Regions from separate parts of the Homo sapiens genome. Here regions 1 and 2 are each linked to region 3. A link is a loop called in an ENCODE intact Hi-C map of the cell type or tissue named here. Cell type or tissue: gastrocnemius medialis. All regions are shown on one strand. Region 1 overlaps GMPR (guanosine monophosphate reductase). Region 2 overlaps ATXN1 (ataxin 1). Region 3 overlaps MYLIP (myosin regulatory light chain interacting protein).

Region 1 (8,000 bases), 140 kb after region 3:
CCCTGACCTGGACTCTCTAAGATCTCTTCTAGTTCTTAAATCATATAATGCTGTATCTTCTCATGCCAACAGCTCACCCAAGGGGCCTTTCCCAAAAGTGGTCTCCAGGTATGAAATTCTGTGTTCCTTTTTTGTCCCCCAGCTGCCTGGTGGCTTTAGGACATGCACATCCTCGTGTTCAGGTGTGGGGTTCCTCACCTTTATACCAGCAATAGTAGTTCATGATCATCAGCTGTATTCTTTCTGTCTCAGGCAGGGAACGTGGTGACAGGAGAAATGGTAGAAGAGCTTATTCTTTCCGGAGCAGATATCATCAAAGTGGGAGTTGGACCAGGTAAGACTTGTTAGGAGCACAGCAGAGGACGTGTGTGGGGAAGAATGGGATCTGGGGCTTGCGGGGACTGCAGATCACTGGAGGGGATGCATGAATGACTCATTCACAGATATTTAAAGCATGCTTTTTCTGGAAGCATAATTGAGCTTCTCGGGGAAGCCCCTGATGAAAAGTATTGTTGAGCTGCTTTTTGATGCCCCCAGGGATTTTCTAAATTATGGTTAGAATATATGGATGTGGTCAGAATATGAGGGCTTGGTTTCAGAACCAATGTGGAAGAATGTAGATTTCACTAATGACCCCATACACCTTGCAGAGGAAGGCGATAGGTGAAGAATCCATAGAGACAGTTAATAAACATGAATGACTCCAGTTTATGTGAATGTTTGAGGGACCCCAAACATTGCAAATAAGCTTGCAGTGATGAGGCCACATTCAAACTTGACCCATGGCCTAGGTAATGATCACCTTTGGTTACTCACCTGATACGTATTAGATGTAGATTTTGCCCATGTTCTTCTCCCAGGCATGCTTTCTTAGGACCACCCATTGGCATCTTAAGCAGAAGAACGAGGTAGAGCCTTCTGTCCTTGTCATGGGTGGCGCCATTTTCTCATGGGGCAGGGTTACTGTTCGCTTTCCTTCTTTGCCCTGCTTGAAGATGAGCTGCCATGTTTTAAATTCATCCGTGCACATCCAGTATTAACCAGACACTAAAATTGAGGAGCAAGAAAGAATATACACATTTTCACTTGGGACTGAAAAACAGCAAAGATTTTTCAAAAGAATCTCATACCCAAATGACACTACCAAAAAAGGAAGCAAACCTAAACCAATATGAGAGGAATCTGTGGGAAAACGCACAGCTGGGAGGCGCAGGAGACGCTGTTGAGCTGTGACTTGGCTCCGTGATCAGCCTGAGGGAATTGGATGTGTATGAAGAGAATATTAGGAAGAAGAACCCTGTAGATTCGTAAAAATACCCAAGCTTTTAACATACAGGGAGATTTTCAAGGTTAAGTTTTTCATATTGCCACTCATTTAAGCCAGTTAATAATGTATTCTGAGCAAATGGGAAGAGGTCTTTACTGAGTATCTACCATTATTGAAAAGGCAAGAAAGGATAAGGCCTCGTTCTTCCTTTCCAGGCTGCCTCCTCTTAGGGCAGGCTGTAATAGACAGACTGATAATAGAACAAAATAGGCTAATAGATTAGGAAGACTCTTTTTAGTCCCAAAGGCAGGGACACTCACTAGTCACCTGTTTAATCAGAAATATGGGCCTGATGTGGTGGCTCACGCCTGGTCTCCCAGCACTTTGGGAGGCCAAGGTGGGTGGATCGCTTGAGCCCAGGAGTTTGAGACCAGCCTGGGCAACATGGTGAAACTCTGTCTCTACTAAAAATAGGAGATAAAAATTAAAAAGTAGTCAGGCACAGTGGTATGCACCTGTAGTCTCAGCTACTTGGGAGGCTAGGGTGGAACGATCAGCTGATCCTGGGAGGTGAAGGTTGCAGTAAGCTGAGATCGCACTACTGCACTCCAGTCTTGGTGATAGAGCAAGACCCTGTCTCAAGAAAAAAAAAAGGAAATATGTATTGAATGTTCACTGGCTACCATTGTGTTGGGCGGGTGCTGTACAGGATGTGAAGGTGTGTGAGAAGCTTCTTGGCTCTCAAAGCTTTATTTTTTTTGAGACAGTCTTGCTCTGTTGCCCAGGCTGGAGTGCAGTGGTGTGATCTCAGCTCACTGCAACCTTCGCCTCAGAGGTTCAAGTGATTCTTCTGCCTCAGCCTCCTGAGTAACTGGGATTACAGGCATGCACCACCATGCCCAGCTAATTTTTTGTACTTTTAGTGGAGACGGGGTTTCACCATGTTGGCCAGGCTGGTCTCGAACTCCTGGCCTCAGGTGATCCACCCGCCTTGGCCTCCCAACGTGCTGGGATTCCAGGTGTGAGCCACCACACCCGGCCCTCTCAAAGCTTTTCTAGATGTGGTCTCGAACATTTACTACACTTGTTTTCTTCTTGCACATCTCTGTGTCTGCATTCTATTTCCCCAGAAGCTGTATTGTCCTTCTGCTCTCACTGTATCTCCCCACCCCTCTGGCTGTCTGTGTAGGACAGATGTGACTAAAGAGAATAAGGGGCTTTCTCTGAGCCCAATGCATGGGAGCTACTTCTTTAAATTGTTTGGAGACCATATTTAAGTCTCACACATTCTTTATGGTAAAAACATTGCATATTACATATCTAAATGATAGCATTATTGGATGTCTATTGATTGATAGATTTCATTCATTATTGAGCAACTCCTGGGAACTGGGAAAAAGCATCAGAAACGGATTCCCTGCCCCTCTAGTCAAGAGAAAGTATGCACCAACTTCTTCTTTCACCTAGGTGTTAATCAGAACCGCCTGTGTGTTATTTGAAGCTTCTTCCTTGGCTGTTTCCAAGAAAGGCAATTGGTCTACCCTTTATAGAGCCCTCACTACTATCAGAACCCCAGGCCTACTGCAGCTGAGGCCCCCACCCCCGGATCTAGCAATTCAATGGGAGAGGAGGAGAAAAGCTGAGGCTGAACCGGGGGTTAAACCTTTTATTCTGCCGTGCACAACGTCTGGTTGCAGGGCGGGGGGAAGGCGCCTTCGTGGGAATGAGACTTCTTGGCTCCAGGACTGTGAGTGACACATAGCAGGACACAGGGAGCTACAGGACTTCTGTGGACTCTGCCCCACAGCTGATGCAGGAGAGGGGCTTGCCCTGTCTCTCCTGGTTTCTCTGCTAAATCCAGGCCTGGGGACACAGACATACTTCTCTGTCTGATCTTGTCCCTAAAGACCCCTGGCAGAAATTAGCATCCTACAAGGTGGTGCCGGCCAGGAGCCGGAGATTAGGCTGCGCCTCAAAGCATCCCACCCCCGGGTCTGGTGGGAGGGAGGAGTTCACTTCCACCTTTACCCTGTCCCCAGAGCGCCCTCTCGTGCACACCACAAGACCTCCGGGAGGGGCTGAGTGAGTGGCAGTGGAGACAGGGATGTGGGTGACTCATTCATTCTTGAGTCCACACATTCTTTCAGTGACTATTTATAGTGCCTTATTGTATATGAGGCTCTGTTCTCAGCACCTGATAACAACAGCGAATGTCCACGGAGCCGACCACCCAGTACAGAAGACAGACCCTTAACATTCTCACACAGATCCTGATTGAAATGCCTCTTTTTGAAACTGTGATGAACAACTCCCCTGGGGCAGTGACATTTAAGAAGAAGCTGGAAAGATGAGAAGGGTTTGGCTAGGCGGGCTGGTACAGAGGGGAGTGTCCAAGAGAGAGAACATTGTGTACAGAGTCCCTAAGGTGGGAAGAAACTTGCCCCATTGGAGAAGCAGTGGGGAGGGAGGGGAGCAGGTGGAGCTTGATTCTGCTGATCTGGGTAAAGTGGGGTGCTGTGGCGGCACCGGGAAGCTTGAATAAGGGGAGGTATGATAAAGAGGTCAGAGTGCGACTTGGCCTGGACCTAACTGGGAGAACAACCAGGACTGGGGCTGACCGTGGGACAGGCAGGCAGGAGGGTGCTGGTGTGAGCCCTGGCCTGGAAGTGAACCTCGGGCTAGGCTGCAAGGGACTTGAGGTGGGGCAGCCAGGAGGGAGATGGACAAACAGCTGGGCCCTGTGGAGCACAGAGCTGAGTGAGAGCAGGTGAGGGTATGGAGGGTGTCGTGCTGCAGGCCAGGCCCTGGGCCAAGCGGTATCCCTCCCTGTGCCATTTGTTCTCTGCCACAACCCCAGGAGGTTGTGTTTCTCTTTGGATTTTACAGGCCGGGCAGTGAGGCTTAAGAGAGGTGAGTCATTTGACAAAGGTTGAAGGTAAAGAAGCTACGAGCCAGTGGGAGGATTCTGAGAGGTCCTTTAAAGCAGAGTGTAGATTTGTAGAAAGGTGGAAAGGAGTGGGTGTTTAAGTGTGGAAAGGTCAGTGCCTGGCTATTGCATGGGAGCCAGTGCCACAGGGAGGAGTGGCAGTGACAGGTGCATGGTAGAGGGGAAGGCGATGTCTGGGACATCAGCCAGTGACAGTGATGAGGACCGGAGGGGGTGCATGACCAGGTGGTGTGGTTTACAGTGACCTCCATCGTGCAGATGGGGCAGCCTGTTCCCCACATCTCCTCTGCCACAGAGGTTCACCCTGGTCCCTAAAGCAGGGCTGCAAAGGTAAGGGGGACGCATTTCATGTCACAGTCTTCTCATGTATAACCATCTATTTGGGGACAACTTCTTTCTCTGTGCAGGTTCTGTGTGCACCACCCGCACCAAGACGGGAGTGGGGTACCCCCAGCTGAGTGCCGTCATTGAGTGTGCCGACTCTGCCCATGGCCTGAAGGGCCACATCATCTCTGTGAGTCTCCACCCGGGGCTGAGGCTGGGGTGTCTTGGGAGGCCCCTGCTCCCTCGCTGCTCTTCTTTCACTGGCTGGGCATCCTGTGGGCATGGGAGGGAGCTGGGCACTGCGGTCACAGCGCTGACATTCAGCAGAAACAGAGGCCCTGCTGCCCACGGATTCCACAGTGAGGGTGGCAGGCCCAGTAGGCAGAAGCCATACAAGCAGGTGGGTGGTCCATCTGATGAGGGATGTGCAGGCAGCTTTCAGAGCACAGGGTAGGCCAGGCCACAGCTTGCTAGAACAGTTGTAATAAAGCCCCACAGACTGGGGGCTTCAATTTCAGTGTCTCACCATTCTGGAGACGAGAAGCCCAACATCAGGGTGTTGGGGGGGGCATGCTCCCTCTCAGGGCCCCAGGGAAGGATCTGTTGCAGGCCTCTCTGTGACCTTCTGCTGGTTCCTTAGCTTGTGGCGTCCTCTGTGTGTGTGTCTCTGTGTGCAAACATCCCCTTTTCCTGAGGATACTAGTCCTTTCAGATCAGGGGCCACCCTCCTCCAGGATGTCCGCATCTTAACTGATGACGTGTCCATTGTTCCTGTTTCCAAATAAGGTCACATTCTGAGATGCTAGGGGTTAGGATGGCAACATGCGAGTTTTTGGGGGGACCCAGTTCAACCCATAACAGGCCACGTATCCCATATTCAGGGTCAGGGAAGGTTTCCTGGAGTGTAATAGAGAGAGCTGATGGTTGAAAAGGAAGTTTTCAGATGAGAAGAAAGAAGGGAACAGAAAAGCACTGGGGAACCAAATCTCAGTCACTGCATCTGGGGCGAGTGACCTGAGAGGGGCAGGCGTGAGGGGCAGCAGGAGATAAGCTTGAGGGCAAGTATGGACAAGAGCTGTGGGATCCACCTTTAAGGATGGGACTTCTCCAAGAGCACTAGGGAGCTATTGCAGAGGTCTGAGTAGGAGAGTGCCCAACTCACTGCCTTGGGTCAGATTGAAAGGGGCAAAATAAAAAAGAGAGCCCAGCTGGGACGCGTTAGTAATTCAGGAGGGGGAGGTGACTGTGCTCTGCAGCAGGCTTGAGAGCCATCTCCAGAATTGACTGACATTTGGGAGGCAGAATTAAACAAGTGTCGGCAATGGAGTAGGTGCTTGGGGGGCACTGGAGAAGGAGAAGGAGGAGCAAGGCTGTGGCTGGCTCATGTGCTGGCTCACCTGGAAGATGGCTGCAAAGGAAGAGGTTCGGGGCTGGTGTGGTGATCACTATGGCACGTGTCTGTTGATTCTGAGGTGCTTGAGGGGCATCAGAAGGGAAATTGCACATGAGGCATTGTGTTCATAGTTGGAGACCTGGCAGCTTTTAGCCCATAGATGATGAAAGTCTTGGGAATGGTGCTCAGGTAACAACTGAAGCTAGGATCAAGGTCTTTCACTCGCTGTCCAGTGCAGATTGCCTGGGCCCCTTCTAATGCCTCATCCAAATTTTTCACCCACCCATCCATTCATCCAGCAAGTCTCTATTAAGCATCTACTGTGATAGTATCTGAAATAAATGGTCAAAGGTTTATTGGTTAATGACAGAGTTCTAAGACTCTCCACTCAATACCCTTTGCCCCAGTGAACAAATTAATATCCATTTATTGAGCAACTAGTGTGTAAAAGGCTGACATAGAACTGTCGGTCTACATTTGCTAAGAGGTTATTCAACTCACGGGAGCGGCCAGGCAGTAGTACCATTCCGCAGTATGTCAGTGGTTCTCAAATCCTGAGTGCAGCCTTGTCTGAGTCTGGCTGCGTGAGGATCACCAGAGAGGCTTTTACAAATCAACATTCCGGGACCCCATCCTAGTGAACTGGCTCTTTCAGAGGTTAGTCCCCAAAATCCCCATATGTAATTAGTCCTGTCTCCATTACCTAATAATGTTAACCATTGAGCATCTCCATCAAGTCAAAACTTGGACCCTATATCGTAAGTGTTGAATGACCACTATTTCCAAAGTAGTGGAGTTCTGATTAATAAAGTTTTACTCTGAACATATTCTGAGATCCTTATGTCTTTCTAGAAACTTCAAACTTGCTTAGTTTACAGGGCTGTTTGGCCAAAGATTGGTGGTAGGCAGGGTGGGGTGGAGGCTCTGTGTGCCCCAGAGGTGAATCTGATTGGAAATCAACTTAGCATCTCTTTACACAGCACCACCTAATTTATAGTGTATCTCAGCAGTTCTCTTAAGCGTGGTGCCCAGACCAGCAGCAGCAGTATCAACTGAGAACTTGTTACAAATTCTTGGGCCCCACCATCGACGTGACCTACAGAATCAGAACTCTGCAGGTGAGGCCCAGGAACCTGTTTAAACACGAGCCCTCCAGGTAGTTCTGATGTCCTCTCAAGTGTGAGACCCACTGGCTTATAGAGTAGAGGCTCAGCATACGCTGGCGGGGTGAGTGTTCCTGAACCAGGTCTCATCTGCTGGTGCCCAAGGCAGCAACTTCTCTGAATTTAACAGTTAGGGACAATGACATCCCAAGCCTGGGGCACTGGTGCAATAGGAAGGTAGCACTTCTGATCTTGCTTGTGTTCTCTGAGGTTCTTTTTTTTCTTTTTAGTTTTTACTTTTTTATTTTATTTATTTTTTATTTTTTTGAGATGGAGTCTTGCTGTATCGCCCAGGCTGGAGTGCAGTGGCATGATCTCAGCTCCCTGCTAGAATGCCTCCCGGGTTCAAGCGATTCTCCTGCCTCAGCCTCCCGAGTAGCTGGGATTACAGGCACGCGCCACCACGCTCAGCCCATTTTTTTTTTGTATTTTTAGTAGAGGCAGGGTTTCACCATGCTGGCCAGGCTGGTCTCGAACTCCTGACCTCATGATCCGCCCGCCTCAGCCTCCCAAAGTGCTGGGATTACAGGCGTAAGCCACCGTGCCCGGCCTCCGAGTTTCCTTTTACGTCAATGCTGAGAGGTCTCCTAGATGGGGTTAGGAGTTCCATTTAGCTGGAAAAGCAAATGAATGGACTTAGTAGAATTTGGACCTTTGCCCTCAGCTCAGTCCTTGTAAGCAGCTGAGTGTCTTGAGGTTCAGAGCAGCCATTGCCCCCACACTCCCTTTGTCTAACAGGGCACGGGCACGTTTCTGTCACTTGCCAGTAGCCCTGAACCTGCTAGAAACCCACCAGGTGTTTTGGATCCTGCCACTTGGTCCAATTTCCTTCCAGCTGTCCCATTTTACCCTTTATTTGCTGAATTAGCACACTGGTGCCATTGAAGTTCAAAGGAAGCCACAACA
Region 2 (8,000 bases), 180 kb after region 3:
CCATGTCCAGCTAATGTTTTGTTGGTGAAGATAATGATGATCATTATGTAGAGATGGAGCCTTGCTATGTTGGCCTGGCTGGTTTCAAAACTCCTGGCCTCAAGTGCCCTCTTGCCTCAGCCTCCCAAAGTGCTGAGATTACAAGCATGAGCCACCTAGCCTGGCCCCTTCTCCTCTTTATACCAGGGATCCCCAACCCCCAGGCAACAGACCAGTAGCAGTCCATGGCCTGTTAGGTACTGGGCTGCACAGCTGGAGGTGAGCAACCATTCCAGACTGAGCTCCGCCTCCTGTCAGATCAGTCGCAAGCATTAGATTCTCATAGGAGCGTGAACCCTATTGTAAACTGCGCATGCAAGGAATCCAGGTTGTGCACTCCTTATGAGAATCTAACTAATGCCTGATGATCTGAGGTGGAACAGTTTCATCCCAAAACCATCCCCCTCCCTCTTCCCATCCTGCCAAAAAATCTTCTTCCATGAAACCAGTCCCTGGTGCCAAAAGGGACTGGTTATCTTCTTATGCATTCTTTTTTATTTACTTGTATATTTGTCTGTTTTGCCTCTTTCCCCAAACTCAGTGTTCTATCTCCAGAGTCTAAAAGACTTCCTAGCAAGTAATAGGTGCTCAGTTAAAATCTGAAAGAAGAGGCCGGGCATGGTGGCTCACACCTGTAATCCCACCACTTTGGGAGGCAGAGGCGGGCTGATCATGAGGTCAGGAGTTCAAGACCAGCCTGACCAACATGGTGAAACCCTGTCTCTACTAAAAATACAAAAAAATTAGCCAGGCGTGGGAGCAGGTGCCTGTAATCTCAGCTACTCTGAAGGCTGAAGCAGGAGAATTGCTTGAACCTGGGAGGCGGAGGTTGCAGTGAGCCAAGATCACGCCATTGCACCCCAGCCCAGGTGACAGTGCAAGACTCCGTCTTAAAAAAAACAAAAACAAAACAAAAAAAAAACTGAAAGAATAGTTCTGTTTGCCTTCTGTATGGAAAAACATTGCAATGGTACAAGTGGACAACAGGGGGCAATAGAGAGACTGCCTGTCTTTTTTTTTTTTTTTTTTTTTTTTTTTAACCAGCCAGAACTAAAGTGGGCTGTGACCTCCCCCAGGGAGAGGAGCAGTGCTTTCTCCAGGGTGTGGCTTTACCGCCTAACAGGCAGCTTTCTCAGCGGAGCCATAGCCACCTCACCTTGTCAGATGCTGAGGTCGTCATGATTTTATTGAATCACACTTCAGTTATTTTCTCTCCACTCTCGTTCTTGCAGCTGTGTTAGTAATCATTAAGTCATTTTATGATCTTGCTGGGGTTCCACACATTTTCCAGAATGGTTTCTGATTAAATCCCAATGAAAATAAACTCATGGGAGCAGTACCACAGATAACCAAAGCACGTTACATAACGCCAGACAGCTCAATATAGCCCATTTTTTCATCCAGTAAATATATCCTGTTTCAAACACCCTAAGCAGTAAGTAGAATAGCCTTTATAACTTTTCTTTCTTTCTTTCTTTCTTTTTTTTTGAGACAGAGTCTCACTCTGTCGCCAAGGCTAGAGTGTAGTGGTGCCATCTTGATTCACGGTAACCTCTGCCTCCCAGGTTCAAGCAATTCTCCTGCCTCAGCCTCCCAAGTAGCTGGGATTATAGGCGCCTGCCACCACACCAGGCTAATTTTTTTGTATTTAGTAGAGACGGGTTTTCACCATGTTAGTCAGGCTGGTCTTGAACTCTTGACCTCAGATGATCCACCCACCTCGGCCTCCCAAAGTGCTGGGATTACAGGTGTGAGCCACCGCGCCCAGGGATGGCCTTTATACTTTTGTAAGCTTGAGGGCCCTCTGTCTTTCATCTCTGGATGCCCTGTCGCCAGCACCTCTTGCTTTTGGGGGTGGACCGCCTCCCACCCTCCTCCACTCTTTCCCTCCCTCCTCCCACTGCTGCCAGCAAGCCCATGTGCTCATCAGTGTGGTTATAAGAGATCTGCCTACCCCTTCCTCCATCCATCCCCCTAAATCGACTCCTCTAGAACTGTCACCTCCAACTCCCATTTTGGATGGACGAACCTAGACAGGGAGACAACACCGACTCACTTCTGGGCTCATAATTATTTTTTAAATGTCACCTTCCTAATCTGACTAATGACTGGCTTTTAAGAAAAATTTTAGCTCCTCTGTATGAAAATTCAATAAAATTCCTTTCACCACTTAGTCAATAACTACTATATCTAAACACTATGCACATACACGCATATTTATGCTGTTTGATTGTATATTTCAATCTTAGATTGGTGCTATGTCTATATACACACATATGTACATATCACCAAAAACAAGATAGAAAGAAAACAAAACGTCTGTTGTTTAAATATGTCTCCCATTTCCTTCACAAGAGTCCCTGTTTTCACAAATTGCGAAGGGCATCTGTTTTACAAAACATTTTTTCATGACACTATCCCAGACATACAAATTTCGCCTGTTGCTGGGAGCAATGAATTCTCTCATAAGCTAGGTTTCAGTAAGTATGTCTTGTTTTTTGGCGAAATTATTAAATTGGGCATTCTTAACTTTGTCTGCAAGTGAAATTCTCAGTCTTGTTTTACCTGTAGAGAAAGGCCGGTCTGCTTTCCTGGAAGGCTAAGTCTGCATGGTTACGTTCTCAGCATGAAAAAAATCAGAAAACCCCGTCTCAAAGATGAAGGGGGTAAGCGAGAGACCCATTTACTGCAATGTTTAAAAATCATTAATAAAAACAGTCAAAACGCTTTGGCTGAGTGTAAGAATCTCTGTGAGTGTTCTATTTAAAACACTGAATCATGTTCACGCAAAGCCTGACTCAGTCCTTGGTGGAAGTGTTTCAGGGTTGTTCAGTAAACCCACACCCTAGCACCGGGACGCCTCCTAACACAAATCCCACATTAAAAGCTGGGTTTTTCTTACACATGGTAGCGTGGCTCACAGAGCTCCCTTGTGGGAAGGCCCTGTGGGGAGGCTCAGGGATGGCCAGGAAGGACACTGCCCAGTGAGTGACCACAGCAGCTGTGACACGGAAGCCCTTAGGCACACAGGTTCTAGCTCACTTGCCTTCCTTTTCTGGGGCCTTAAAATGTGTGCCTTAGGCAGGGAAGGGTGGCTCATCCCTGTAATCCCAGCACTTTGGGGGCCTGAGGCGGGAGGATCACATGAGCTCAGGAGTTCAAGAGCAGCCTGGGCAACATGGCAAGACCCCGTCTCTACAAAAAAATAGAAAAATTAGCTGGGCGTGGTGGTGTGTACTTGTGGTCCCTGTTCCTAGGGAGGCTGAAGTGGGAGGATTGCTTGAGCCTAGGAGGTCAAAGCTGCAGTGAGCTATTATGGTGTCACTGCACTCCAGCCTGGGCAACAGAGCAAGACCCTATCTCAAAAAAAAAAAATGTGCCTTAAAGAACAACATAATATTCAGTGCTAAAAAGAAATGAGCTATCAGAGCAACAAGAAGACATGGAAGAACCTGAAATGCATATCGCTAAGTGAGAGACGCCAATGTGAAAAGGCGACATACCGGATGATTCCAACTGCATGGCATTCTGGAACAGGCAAAACTATGGAGAGAGTAAAATGATCAGTGGGTGCCAGGAGTTTCAGGTGGGGTGTGGGGGACAAATAGTTGATGCATAAGGGATTTTTAGGGTGGTACAGCTGTTCTGTATAATAATGTAATGCTGGATACATGACATCATAAATTCATCAAAAACAGCATGTACAACACAGAGTGAACTGTAGTATAAACTATGGACTTTAGTTAAAAATAAGGTATCGGTACTGGCTCATCAGTTGTAACCAATCTATCACACCAATGCAAGATTTTAATAACAGGGAAAACTGTTAGGTGTGTGAGACCTCTCTCTACTTGCTGTACACCTAAAACTGCTTTAAACAATAGTCTTTAATTTTTTTCTAAATGCTATAAACAACAACAGTCTGAGAGAATCAAAACATATAAGATGACCCAGTTGGGGGCACATATAGCACATACAGTTTAAAGGAGAGCATTTTTCTCCTTTTTTTTTTTTTTTAGAGAGGTACAAAGACCCACAAACAAAAATGTGGTTTGACATAGTTTCTCTGTTGGAGCCTTTCCAGCACCAGAACAGACAGGAAGTGTGTATTACCAACAACTGCGGCACAAATCCAGGGCTGGGCTCTGCACACAGGGCAGTCACCAACTATCTATTTTTTGATACATTAGGATTCATCGCCACCAAGCTCGGCATGTTCAATGTTGGCAAGTGGGTCTGCCTTGGCTGCAAAGGGACTGACTCTACAGGCTCATGTGCCGCCTGCATGAGGGCCTCGGCTATTTTTAGGTACCAGCTAATCCATTCAATGCATAATGTTACCACCGATGACTCACAGCTCACAGAAGTCAACCAAAAAATAGTAGAATGAAAGGAAAGCCATCGGTAGACAGCCAGTAAGTACATCATGATAACAACTGCTGTACGAGCACACACACAGGCACACTCACACCCACGCCAGGACAGTCGGGAGGAGGAAATGGCACTGAATATTAAGCAGCCACCGAGTCAGGGAAGCAGTCACCTCGGGAGGCGCTGGGAAGCGACAGACGGCCCTAATAACACAGAGCCTGGCATTTAGGAAAGAAGCAAAGGAACGTGTCAACCCAGAGCACTTTACCAATACATTTTACAACTCCACTGAGCAAATGCTGTGTACTCTTCAGAGAAGCTGAACCTAGGAAGGGTGAGACAGAAGGATGGGATAATATAGAACGCCGCCAGATGGAAGCCAAAGGCTCCCCAGCTGGGGCCATCCTGGGCAGGGCTGTCCCAGCGGGCACGTCACTAACAGCCTCTTGCAGAAGAGGAGCCTGGGAGCCCTTGTTTCTGCATTGGTTGTCTTACTGATCTGGAGGGCTGGAGCACCAATGCACCCCTCAAATCCAGTTCATACTCAGAAATACAGATTGATATGCTCACGCAGGCTGGCATGACATCATTTAGCCTTAGAAACAGGAACGGCGGGAAGGGTGCTCGCCTCGGCCACTCGCGGGATTCCACCCCGAGGATTACAGGCAGGGTAAAAATGGCTTATTGTGCTCATTGGAAAAGTTCAGCCTTCTTTCTAGACTTTCATCAGCTGCCTCTCCTTCCATAAACTCTTTTTAGAACACGAGGCCTTTGATTTATTTTTCAGCTGTGAATCACTTTCTCAGGGCCCGAGCCATCTAAGTTGAAGCAGGGAAGGGAAAACTAACATTGCACAAGGTCCCAGTGCTACTGACGGGTGAGGGATATGTTCAGACTCAGATCTCTTCAGTGCCAGTTCCTGCATTTTCCAAGCAGCTAACCTACTTCCTACCCAAGGAGGAGGTGCGAAGCCCCATCCTTCTTTTGAGTTGCATTGGCTCCCACGTTGATGCTATCGCCTCGGGGGTCGCATCTGGATGCGCCACAGACTTATGGCCTCAAACTTGGAGGATATTAAGTGGATTATATTTGGCAGTGAGGCCCAAGGGAAGTGATTCTGTCATCCTTTGGGACTCTCAACCAGAATCAAGGCATGGCAAAGCAGCAACTCTCTTCCAGGGTGGGGAACGTGCTATCACCCTCCACTGAAGAGGAAGGAGGCTTCCTTTGGTGCACGCAGTAACAATGGACAACACCTGGCATTCCCCTTTCCTCCCACAGCACCTAGGTGGGGGCCTGGGGGATGCATAGACGCTTTGCTCGAGTGGAGAAAAGCTGTACTGGGCAGGGCAATGCCACAGGGATAGTGACAAACACGGAAAAGCATTTTTCTCCTACATTGCCTCGTCTGGAGCGTCAGCTGGGACAATGCTGGGGGCATCTTTCCACAGTCTTAATGAGGAATTCAGCCCCTTAAAAATCATCCCCAAACTAAACACCCCTCAGTTTTATATGCCATGGCTTTAGTTCCCATGAGGTCTGTGTGCCGCTTAGCATGAGGTCAGTACATGTTCATCTTAATGCTCTTCTTGGTTTTTTGTTAACCGACGCTAATAAATTTTTACAAGGGCTGTGCTGTTCTGGAAAGTATAAAAGTGAAGCATTAAAAAACGGAACCCTCTCAAGAGATTATCTCCTATGAAGAATCATACGTGGCCGGGCGCCGTGGCTCACGCCTATAATCCCAGCATTTTGGGAGACCGAGGTGGGTGGATCGCTTGAGCCCAGGAGTTCCAGACCAGCACGGGCAAGATAGCAAAACCCTGTCTCTACAAAAAAACACAGAAAATTAGCTGGGTGTAGTGGTACACACCCATAGTCCCAGCTACTGGGGAGGCTGAGGTGGGAGGATCAATTGAGTCCAGGAGGTTGAGGCTGCAGTGAGCCAATGATCCCATCACTGCACTTCAGCCTGGGTGACAGGGCAAGACCCTGTCTCAAAACAAGCAAACAAACGAACACAAAAACCCACAGAAAAACAAAACTCATTTGCCTGGTTTAGAGAGGAGAGTGCTGCAGCTCAGAGAGGTGAAGTAACTTGTCCTGCCAGAGACCCAAATCCGCACCCCTGGGTCTGTCACCACCATACTATATCACACTGCTTTCCCTGGGGGTGTGATGTTGGGGGGGTCTTATGAGTTCAGGCATCCTCAAGAGTCTGTTCATGCAGGATTTCTGCCTAGAGTCACAATGCCATCTGTTTTGGAGAAAACCATCTCTTCTTCCACAACTTCCCCAATCAAATTTGTGATTTTGCTTATTAAGCTCAACAATTTGCACATTTCTGAATTTCTCTGTGGGTGCAGTGTCAGCAGTGCCTAACCAGTTGAGAAGACCAGGAAGATTCTTCAGGCTAGGGGAGAAAACCCCTCAGGAAGGCACTGCAGAGGGGAGAAGGATGTAGCCTTTGGAACCTCAATTAAGTCCAGATATGAGTTCTCTCTCTCCCTCCCATCTCCCCCTCTCATGCTCTCTGTCTGAGTCTCCACTGACTCTGAACCTGTCACTTGTGGCAAACACAGCTGGTGGAGTATTTTAGCTGTGATGATGTCAGCCGATTTCTGATAGGCTCCTCGGTAAAGTGACAAATCATTGGTTGCGTCAGGCCTTGCACTTTTGTTTCTACAGCGTGAAGCCCTAGCTGCCTTTTCAGCAGGTCTCAGCACACTTGCCTTTCTTTGAGGAAGCCCTTCCCGGCATGCAGCATAGCCACGCGGGGGCCAACCTCACAGACCTGCCAACAGGCCCTGACAACACTTCTACCTGCTCGTCTGCACCCTGGCTGTCAGTAGAGAGATTTAGTGATCTCACTATGGGAAAAAACATGAGAACAGGGCTCTGACTTCACAGGGAAGCCAATTTCTCTTTCATTTAATCATTAATTTTGCAAAGTTTGGAGTAGGGAAAAACACACCTAGATCTTCCTCCCCAAGAACAGAAGAGGGCTGTAAGGGGCTGGGCGCAGTGGCTCACGCCTACAATCCCAGCTTTAGGAGGCTGAGGCGGGTGAATCACCTGAGGTCAGGAGTTCGAGACCAGCCTGGCCAACATGGTGAAACCCTGTCTCTACTAAAAATACAAAAATTAGCAGGGGGTGATGGCGTGTGCCTGTAGTCTCGGCTACTTGGGAGGCTGAGGCAGAAGAATCACTTGAACCAAGAGGCAGATGTTGCAGTGAGCCAAGATCACCCCACTGCACTCTGCACTCCAGCCTGGGTGACAGAGCAAGACTCTGTCTCCAAAAAAAAAAAAAAAAAAAAAAAAAAAAAATAGAAGAGTCTGGTTTCTGCAGAGGCTGCCAGGCCTGGGAAGTGTGGCCCACAGCTGAAGTGGCTGCCTTCATTCTCAAGCTGAAGTTGATGCTGGCCGGCAAGGAACCAGTCGCATTTCTAAACAAAACCTCTTTTCACACCTGCCTCTGTTCACAAAAATGTGTTAAGGATTCTAAGTACCATGAAAAGCAATGACTCTTCACTCATGTTTATTTTCCATGTGTCACCTGGGGTCTGTGAAGAGTCAACTTTGCTCAA
Region 3 (8,000 bases):
ATAAAGTGATTTGTAATTAGCATTTGTACCTCTTAATTAGGACATCAGAAGCTGTACTGGGTCCAGTTTACAATTAGCATTGTTTTTACATGCATGAAACTATAGAACAAAAATATGTATGTTTACAAATGCTAGCAAATGAAGCTGGTTCGTAAACTTCTTTGATGTTTAATTATTTGTTGTAAAATACTTATATAAAATGCCATGAATATAAAATAGGTCTGTTTATGTAGTGAGTAAATTTAGCTTTGACAATCCAGTTATGAAAGGTGATTTTTTTATTCTTTTCTAAATCATGAGGGTGCATGTAGTGTAGTATACTGAAAGTATCTAGACAGTTTATTAAATGATGCTGAAATATCCTGGCAGAGTTGTCCTCTGGGGACAATTAAGGTAGCCAAGTTGGGAAGGGCAGTTAACTTATTAGTTCATATCAGATTAGGGAGGCCCTTGTGAGAATGATGGGCAGGAAGGCCTGTTTGTCATAGGACAGCACCAGGGAACCAGGCAGAAGCCCTGTATTGTAGTTTCAGCTCTGCCACCAACTACCAGCCATCCAGACTGCTATGGGCCCAGCTCTACATCCTACTTGAAGGCCTCTGAAGAGATGGTTTCTAAATTTCTCTTAGCAATAACTTTTTTCATTGCTTTTGTGTCCTCTTTATATTATTTTCCTTAATGTTTTCCTAAATATGTGTCTCTGAAAACAGAAAAAGCACATCAAGTGTTTGCTTAGATTGGTAGGTAGAGTTCTGATTTGGCCTAATTTTAGATTTGATTCTTCTATCTAGATTATGCTTTGCTCTTGAATATGAGCCTCAAATGTAAAAGGAGAGTCTTTTACTTTTCAGCTGGCATATTTCAGAGATGGAGACAGCAGGTTATTTTCAGCAGATGTTTGTGATGCCATGGAATAAAATGAATAGTGAAACAAATTAATGTATTCTGGAAGTAGATCTGAAATAATAATCATCTTGGAAATTCTTGCCTTTCAAAGGCTTTGAGTTTACTGCAATTCTGACTGGATTTTGTCAACATTTCCAAAACCAGAGATTAGAGAAGTATATGCTTCATCTTCACAATGGTAATTATACCATCCACTGCCAATAAAATCTATATTTTGCTCCCGACTTAGCCACGTTTTAGCAGAGCTCTGAAGTCTTTGCTAGGAGACGTTTTGCTTAGGTAAGGCTCACCAACACATGGATTCTCTTTTCCAGAAAACAACCCCATTCCAAGAGCTCCGTGAGTCCCAGACTAAATGTTCACAGAAATGCTCTAATCCTGGATGTTAAATTTCATCCAGATTTCAGTGATGCTGGCAGTGATGAGTTTGACTCTGACTCGTCCCTTGTTAAATCTGTCCTACCTTTCTGACCTCAGCCCCATCCTCAGCCCTCAGAAAAGTTTCCCTAGCCTTGCTTGGGAGACTAAACTCCCCCAAGACATCATGTATCTTTCCTTTATAGCATTTAATGAGCTTATAATACTACATATACTTACGTGGTAATTTGTTTATTATCAGTCACTCTAATAACCTAAACTCCATTAAACAGGGAGCTTATCAACATTGTATCCCCAGAGTCTAATAAGTGTCTGTTGCATATTTGTTGAATCATAGAATTAAGAACTTGGAAGTAAACAAAAATGGGGTTAACTGATAACTACTAATATAAGCTTTCCTAATAGATTTTGAGATGTTTTTCACTTTGCTTTTATAAACTGAAAAGTTGAGAGTATCTAAAAGAAATCTCACCATTTCAAAAATGTTTTGTAGTGATTATTTTCTGTTTGAACTTAACTTAGAGCTTCCTCACATTCTTTTGCTTCCTTTCTTTCACCCCCTCTACACCATCCTAGACCATGTGTTTATTGTGGCTATTAGTTCTTTCCTAAAAGAAACTACCACTTATCTGGGCCGTCTATGAAAGTCAGATAGTTTTCAAGTTATAGCATCACTTTAACTGCAACCCATTTATAGTCCTAAGTACATATTAACTAAGTATTTCCCTGTCTTCCAACAAAAATCACTTTTAGACATGTGGAAATCTGGGAAAGATTGCATGCCCAAACACAAAATAGGCCCTGGAAAGTAAAAACAGTAAAAGCAGGCATGTGGTTATTTCCAAAGAAAGTATTTAATCAAATTTTAAATTTCTGATATAATTTTTTCTTTTGTTAAGGCTATAGGATGTTTGTGTTATTATATGTGTTTATTTCAGCCAAGGAACGCCTGTCTGGGTATCTTTAGGCCCTTTTTGAATTTCTGGTACTTATATATTTGTATGAAATATTCAAGGAAGGTTTTTAAAACGACATGTAAAATTAAATCTGAGCATTTAGAAGGCACCTAGGGTCAGACTCAAGGTGACCAGTGTTGAGCAGCTGTAGGGACACTAGGTGTGTTTCCTCTGAATGGTGTCCCACTGTGGCCTGTTCCCAGCCCTCTTCTGTACCAGCAGCAGGACCTAGCAAGTAACTCAGAATGTGAAGGCAGTTAAAAAGATGATGAGGTCTGAAAATTCCTGAACCTTCCTGGCCTCATGGAATGAATGTACCAAAAAGCACTCCTTGGCTGATCTATATTGTTGGGAAAGAGATTGTAGTTAACATTTTCAGATTTCAGGGCTGCCTAGATTGGTGTTTGCCTAGGATGGGGATCTACTGTGAGTGAATAAGCACATTTTTTTAGAAGTGCAGATTTTCTGCTTTCAATTAGAAGTGTTCTTCTGGTGTGGGTTGTGATCACTTTTGAAGTTGGAAATTTTCCCAGCTGCTGCCCTCCACATCTTTTAACTGCTTTAGAGCAGGAACACTTTCATCAGTGATTCTCATTTTGTACTTTGGGCTTTGAAAAGGATCTCCTTAAGCCTACATAGAGACCTAACTTGGTAATTATTTGGCTGTGACAAGTTTCTCAGTGGCAAGCCCTCCATGAAGTAGATAGATGTGGTGGTTCACGTTAGATATGGCTAGTTACTTGAATCCTTGACCCTAAGGGATTTTTACTAGTATTACTTCCTTAACTTATGAAAATTTTCAAACAGACAGGAAAATTGGAGATTTTTTACAGGGAACACCTATGTATATATACACACATTATATGTGTGTGTATACATATATCTATATATATATATATATATATATGTATGCTATATATTCTATATAGTGTATATATACAGTATATATTCTATATAGTGTACATGTACACTATATATTCTACTCTATAGTATGTATACTAAGTATATACTATATATACTAAATTCTAATATTAATAGTTTACTCTACATGCTTTATTACATATTCATCCATTTATCAGTCCTCTATCCACCCATCAATCTGTCTTATTTTTAGATGCATTTCAAAATAAGTTGTATATAAGTATGTTTCCCCGTAAATACTTCAGCATGCATAACATTAACTAGAACTCAATGTTTGCAGTTTTTTCTTTTGATGTAAAATTTACATAAATCCTAATTATACCATTTAATGATTTTTGACAAACAGCTGTGCTTGTTTAAATAAAACTGCTATCAAAATTTAGAACATTATCATCACTCCAGAAAGTTCCCTGAAGCCCTTCTGCAGTCAACCCCTCCCCTTCTTTCCCACCCCCACCCACCGCACACCACACCTCTGTCATGTGTTCTTCTACCAGAGATGAGCTATGCCTGTGCGGCCTTATCTATATGGAATCTTGTGGTATGCACTCTTTGATATCTGGCTTCTTTTGTTCATCACAGATTTTTTGAGATCCATCCATATTGTCCTATATATCAGTGGTTGGTTCTTTTATATTGCTGGATAGTATTCCATTGAATGAATCTAGTGTTTGTTTATCCGTACTCCTAATAATGAACACCTGTTTTCCAGCTATTATGAATAAAGCTGCCATAAACATTCTAGTATGTACCTTTTTTTTGTAGACACATATTTTCATTTCTCTTGAATAAATAAATACCTAAGAGTGGAATAGCTGGGTCATGGAGTAAGTAATCATTTCATTTTATAACTAACTGCCGGACCTTTTCCCAAAGCTATTTGGCAACTGTGCTATTCTGTACTCCCAGCAAGAATGTAAGAGTCTAGTTCCTCCACATCCCTGCCAGCTTTCTGGTGGGTGTGTAGTGGTAGAGTGTTGTGGTTTTAATTTGCATTTCTCTGACAATTCATATTAAACACTTGTTCATGTGTTTATTGGCCTTTCATGTATCTTTTTCAAAGTGTCCAAGTCATTTACTCATTTTTGTTGTTTGCTTTTATTTTTGAGTTGTACAAATTCTTCATGTACCCTAGATACCAGTCCTTTGTCAGATACATGTTTTGTAAATGTATTTCCTCCTGTGGCTTACCTGTTTTTCTGATGCCTTTTATGAGTAGAAGTTTTTAATTTTGGTGAAGCCTAATTTATCCACTTTCTTCTTTTGTGGTTTTTGCTATGTCCTGAGAAACCTTTGCTACCTGGAAGTCATGAAGATACTCTTAAGTTTTGTTTCTAAAGCGTTACGGTTTTAGCTTTTACATTTAGACCCGTGATCCATCTTGAACTGATTTGTGTTTTACTGAAATTAAAGATACAAAACAGAAAACTCTCATAGCAATTCTGTTGTGATTTGATAGCTTTTAAATATAACTTGGCAGTCAAAGTTTGTTTTAAAATAAACTGTGGTTAAGTGACTCATTGGACTGAGGCAGGCTGGCTGATGATCACCGTGGGTTCTGACAAGGTGAGAGCAGAACCAGCCATTACTCACTATGGCTAGAGTCAGTCATGGCTCTCCAGGAGAAATACAATTCAATTATTGGTAATTGAGAATTTGAAAAAAATAGCTGCTTAGCTGTTTTAAAGATGTAGGTTAGTTCTTAAATTTTGAGTTCAATAATGAATCTGGATATAGTTATTTTACATTTGTCATTAAAAGCTCTTAAAAATGGTGTAACTGGTGAGGTAACTGGAGGGCAGTAACTGAGAGGAACCCTCTATGATGAGCAGATGAACAACTTCCAATTGGTTTGCAGGAAGTTCTGCTTTGATTCCTAGATAATTGCTTTATGAGACAAGCCTGTGTTTAGAGGAAAGTTCTCTGATTACAACTCTTAAAAGATAAATGATCTAACTTCATTCCTTAACATTGTAAGAAGGAATTAATTTTTAAAAGAGAGAAAATTTGAAGTACTTTGAAAGAAAAATATAGTAAGAATATGTGATTCATTTTTAAAATTAAAATTTGGCATATCCTTATATTCACTCCATTAAAAAAAAAATCTATAATGCTCAGTAAATGTTAATTCATCTGTGCCCACGATGCCAGGACATGAGTTTAGCCAGAATGTTACGCCTTGGGCCCCAAAATGTGATCCATATATTGAAAATATCAGTTTTCTTAGTAACTGGGTAAAACTTAAAGAAGAGTCATGAATTAGAAGGTATAACCCGAAGAATGTTTAAAAGGTGCAGTTTGAGCTTATTTATGCTCATAGGATGTATTCATGGACATTTCCTTAAGACAGAGAAAACAGTTTTTTTCCAAAGGCTTTCTTTCTGTTTGTGATTCTAGGATGTAGCCTCTATTGAATTGAATATGTCATCTACTTTTGATCTTTAGTGCAAAAGCATTCACTGCAGGCATAACTTATTTGACCACATCTGCTTGTTTTGATATTATTGGTAACATTTTGCCTACTTTACAAAAAAAAAAAGGAGGGGGCAAAACCCAGGAGCCAGATAGTTACAATCCAGATGGTTTGAGGGGAAAATACTAAGAGAAAATACTTGATTCAAAACCACCCATAAATATTGAGCCATCACTGAAGTTCTTGTTGGAAACATGTCTCTGAGCTCTGCTATCCTCTGTCTTGGAAAGAGCCTATTAGAGTGCTGATCTTTGCTACTAGTACTCTGTTGTACTGTTCTCCTGGAGAGCATAAACTTGTCACCCAAAAGCTAGATTGTGGCTGGAGTTATTTTGATGGGATATGTCCCTTTATTGTAAAAGGCTGTAAGTCCATCTAAAAAGGAACTCTCAGACATGTTTACCCTAAAACCCCAGCTTAGGGCTGGGCACAGAGGCGGTGCAAGACAAATATTTATTGGCTTGAAATGAAAAGGTTGCTTTATAGCCATGAAACTGCAAAATGCAGGAAGGGACTATCAGAAAGCTGATGTTGACAGTAAGGAGAAGGATTTTTCATGCTTACCAGGCATCCTCTGCACTCCAGGCTAGAATGTGGAGTATGTCGAAAAGGTCAATCATCGCCCTTGCTAGATCTTTTCTTAAATTCTGGCCCATATGCTGAGAAGGATCAGTGGTGCTCTCAGGCTGCCTGCCACCTGTTTACATTCTGTTACTGCTTCTTTGCCTTTGATTTTGGCCACTGTCTCTCCGGAAGTGTAGGCATGGATAGGTTGCAAAAAGACACGGAATTGATTCAAAACTCTTCTTACTATCTAATAAAGCAGGAACTAGTCTCTAACTTTACACCTGAAAAATAAGTTAAAAGCCACTTTTGCCTGTAATCCCAGCACTTTGGGAGGCCGAGGCAGGCAGATCATGAGGTCAGGAGATTGAGACCATCCTGGCTAACACGGTGAAACCCCGTCTCTAATAAAAATACAAAAATTAGACAGGCATGGTCTAATGTAGCTATCGGGAGGCCGAGGCAGGAGAATCGCTTGAACCCAGGAGGCGGAGCTTGCAGTGAGCCCAGATCGTGCCATAGCACTCCAGCCTGGGCGACAGAGCAAGACTCCATCTCAAAAAAAAAAAAAAAGGCCACTTTTACATAAGCAGTAATTAAACTAAGAAGACTTCGTTTGTGGCAATATTCTTCAAGTCTTTCAGAGCGTAATTTCTTCTTTAACGAAAGCATAGATGCAGATTTTAGTTTCCTAACAGCACACCTCCACCCCAGTCGAATACAGAGATGGGTACATTCACCAAGATGAAGTTTATCAAATGGTCATCTAAGAAGCCTTTTGAGGCCTGCAACAGTGTAGTAAACCACGGCTTGCTGAGAATGCTGGATCTCAGTCCTCAGATAGCTATTTTACAGCAAATTATTTTCATGGTGATTCCTTTGCCCCAGTGGGGGCTCCTTTCTCAGTTTAGCAGTATGTCAGAAATACTTTAAAGATTAGCAGATGTTTGGGTTAATAAAAACCATCTTTATCTTCTTTGAGGCTATTACACATTCTTACTATGATTTCTTTACACGGGCTTTGAAAAAAAGAAAAAACTGCAGTATTTGGCAGAGTTTCATCATTTTAAATATTTCTTTATCATTATAGAATGCACAAAACATTGAATTTAAATACTTCTTAGTGAAAATAAGATTAATGGCTCTTGTCAGCCAGACATTGTAGACTCTCAGTATAGCACCTCCTTAGATTTGTAGCCTCACTGCCTCCTCCTTAGTCGATTCTTACCTTGCTCATGTTCCTCTACCTGGAATGTCAGACACAGATATATTATTAAACAGAAACAGTGCTGAGGACATCGCACCTGGCCAAAGTTACAATTCATTTGTTAATGGGACGAATAATGTGGCAATTAGCCTTGTTTGAGAGGTTATGACAAGTCATCGAAGGAAGGTTAAAACTTCACATTTGCCAGGGACACTTGTTATAACTGAGGCCAATCTGTCTACAGCAGTTTAGGTGCTCTTCAGAGTTTTGGGCAGTGTGACCAGTATCTGAATTTTACAGGAGTTTTTAAGTGTGACATAACCTTTTAGTAAATGTAGAATATAGTATTGTATACAACTAGGATGGGCTTAAACAGGATGAAACTAAGGTTGGAAGGTAAACTAATCACACATAATATGCAGTTTTATGTACATTTTTGGAGCTCTCTGATGTTCGAGGCACTTAAGAAGTCATACATAATATACATGTTATGTCAAATACTGTACCAGAGGAATAGAGGATTTGCATGTGATACAGACCAAAGGGTATCCAAGCAAGGCGACAGAAAGAATGGCCCTCAGGACAGAGGGAGCAG

What was found. Hi-C counts contacts between places; a loop is a spot of excess contacts. Peaks named below come from ENCODE experiments on the same cell type or tissue, not always from the same donor. Only the 100,000 strongest peaks of a DNase experiment are listed, where the experiment ranks them.
Region 1: a loop joins it to region 3, with 4 times the contacts of the local background. A loop is called at or near these places in 5 of 110 quality-filtered maps.
Region 2: it touches region 3 in a loop (2.9-fold over the local background); 10 of 110 quality-filtered maps call a loop at or near these places.

What each region holds. Positions count from the first base shown.
Region 1 is chr6:16,274,163-16,282,162 of GRCh38, forward strand. It overlaps GMPR (guanosine monophosphate reductase), which reads left to right. Exons shown (of 9, transcript NM_006877.4): 5 at 253-334; 6 at 4,622-4,728. Among named protein-coding and RNA genes, the nearest start is that of GMPR, 40 kb to the left of the region's middle. RefSeq lists an enhancer at 3,156-3,450. In gastrocnemius medialis, a CTCF peak has its summit at 3,320 (motif pointing left); DNase peaks (open chromatin) are centred at 1,819, 3,319, 3,679 and 4,399; H3K4me3 peaks cover 2,376 bases; H3K27ac peaks cover 8,000 bases.
Region 2 is chr6:16,315,816-16,323,815 of GRCh38, forward strand. The region is part of intron 7 of ATXN1 (ataxin 1); the gene reads right to left. Among named protein-coding and RNA genes, the nearest start is that of GMPR, 81 kb to the left of the region's middle. RefSeq lists enhancers at 4,523-4,642, 4,555-5,388, 6,866-6,925. In gastrocnemius medialis, CTCF peaks have their summits at 1,022 (motif pointing right) and 1,227; DNase peaks (open chromatin) are centred at 4,286, 4,876, 5,256, 7,076 and 1 weaker place; H3K4me3 peaks cover 1,210 bases; H3K27ac peaks cover 7,028 bases.
Region 3 is chr6:16,132,632-16,140,631 of GRCh38, forward strand. The region is part of intron 2 of MYLIP (myosin regulatory light chain interacting protein); the gene reads left to right. Among named protein-coding and RNA genes, the nearest start is that of MIR4639, 4.9 kb to the right of the region's middle. RefSeq lists an enhancer at 412-571. In gastrocnemius medialis, no CTCF peak of the experiment used is centred here; DNase peaks (open chromatin) are centred at 500 and 4,710; H3K4me3 peaks cover 4,227 bases; H3K27ac peaks cover 8,000 bases.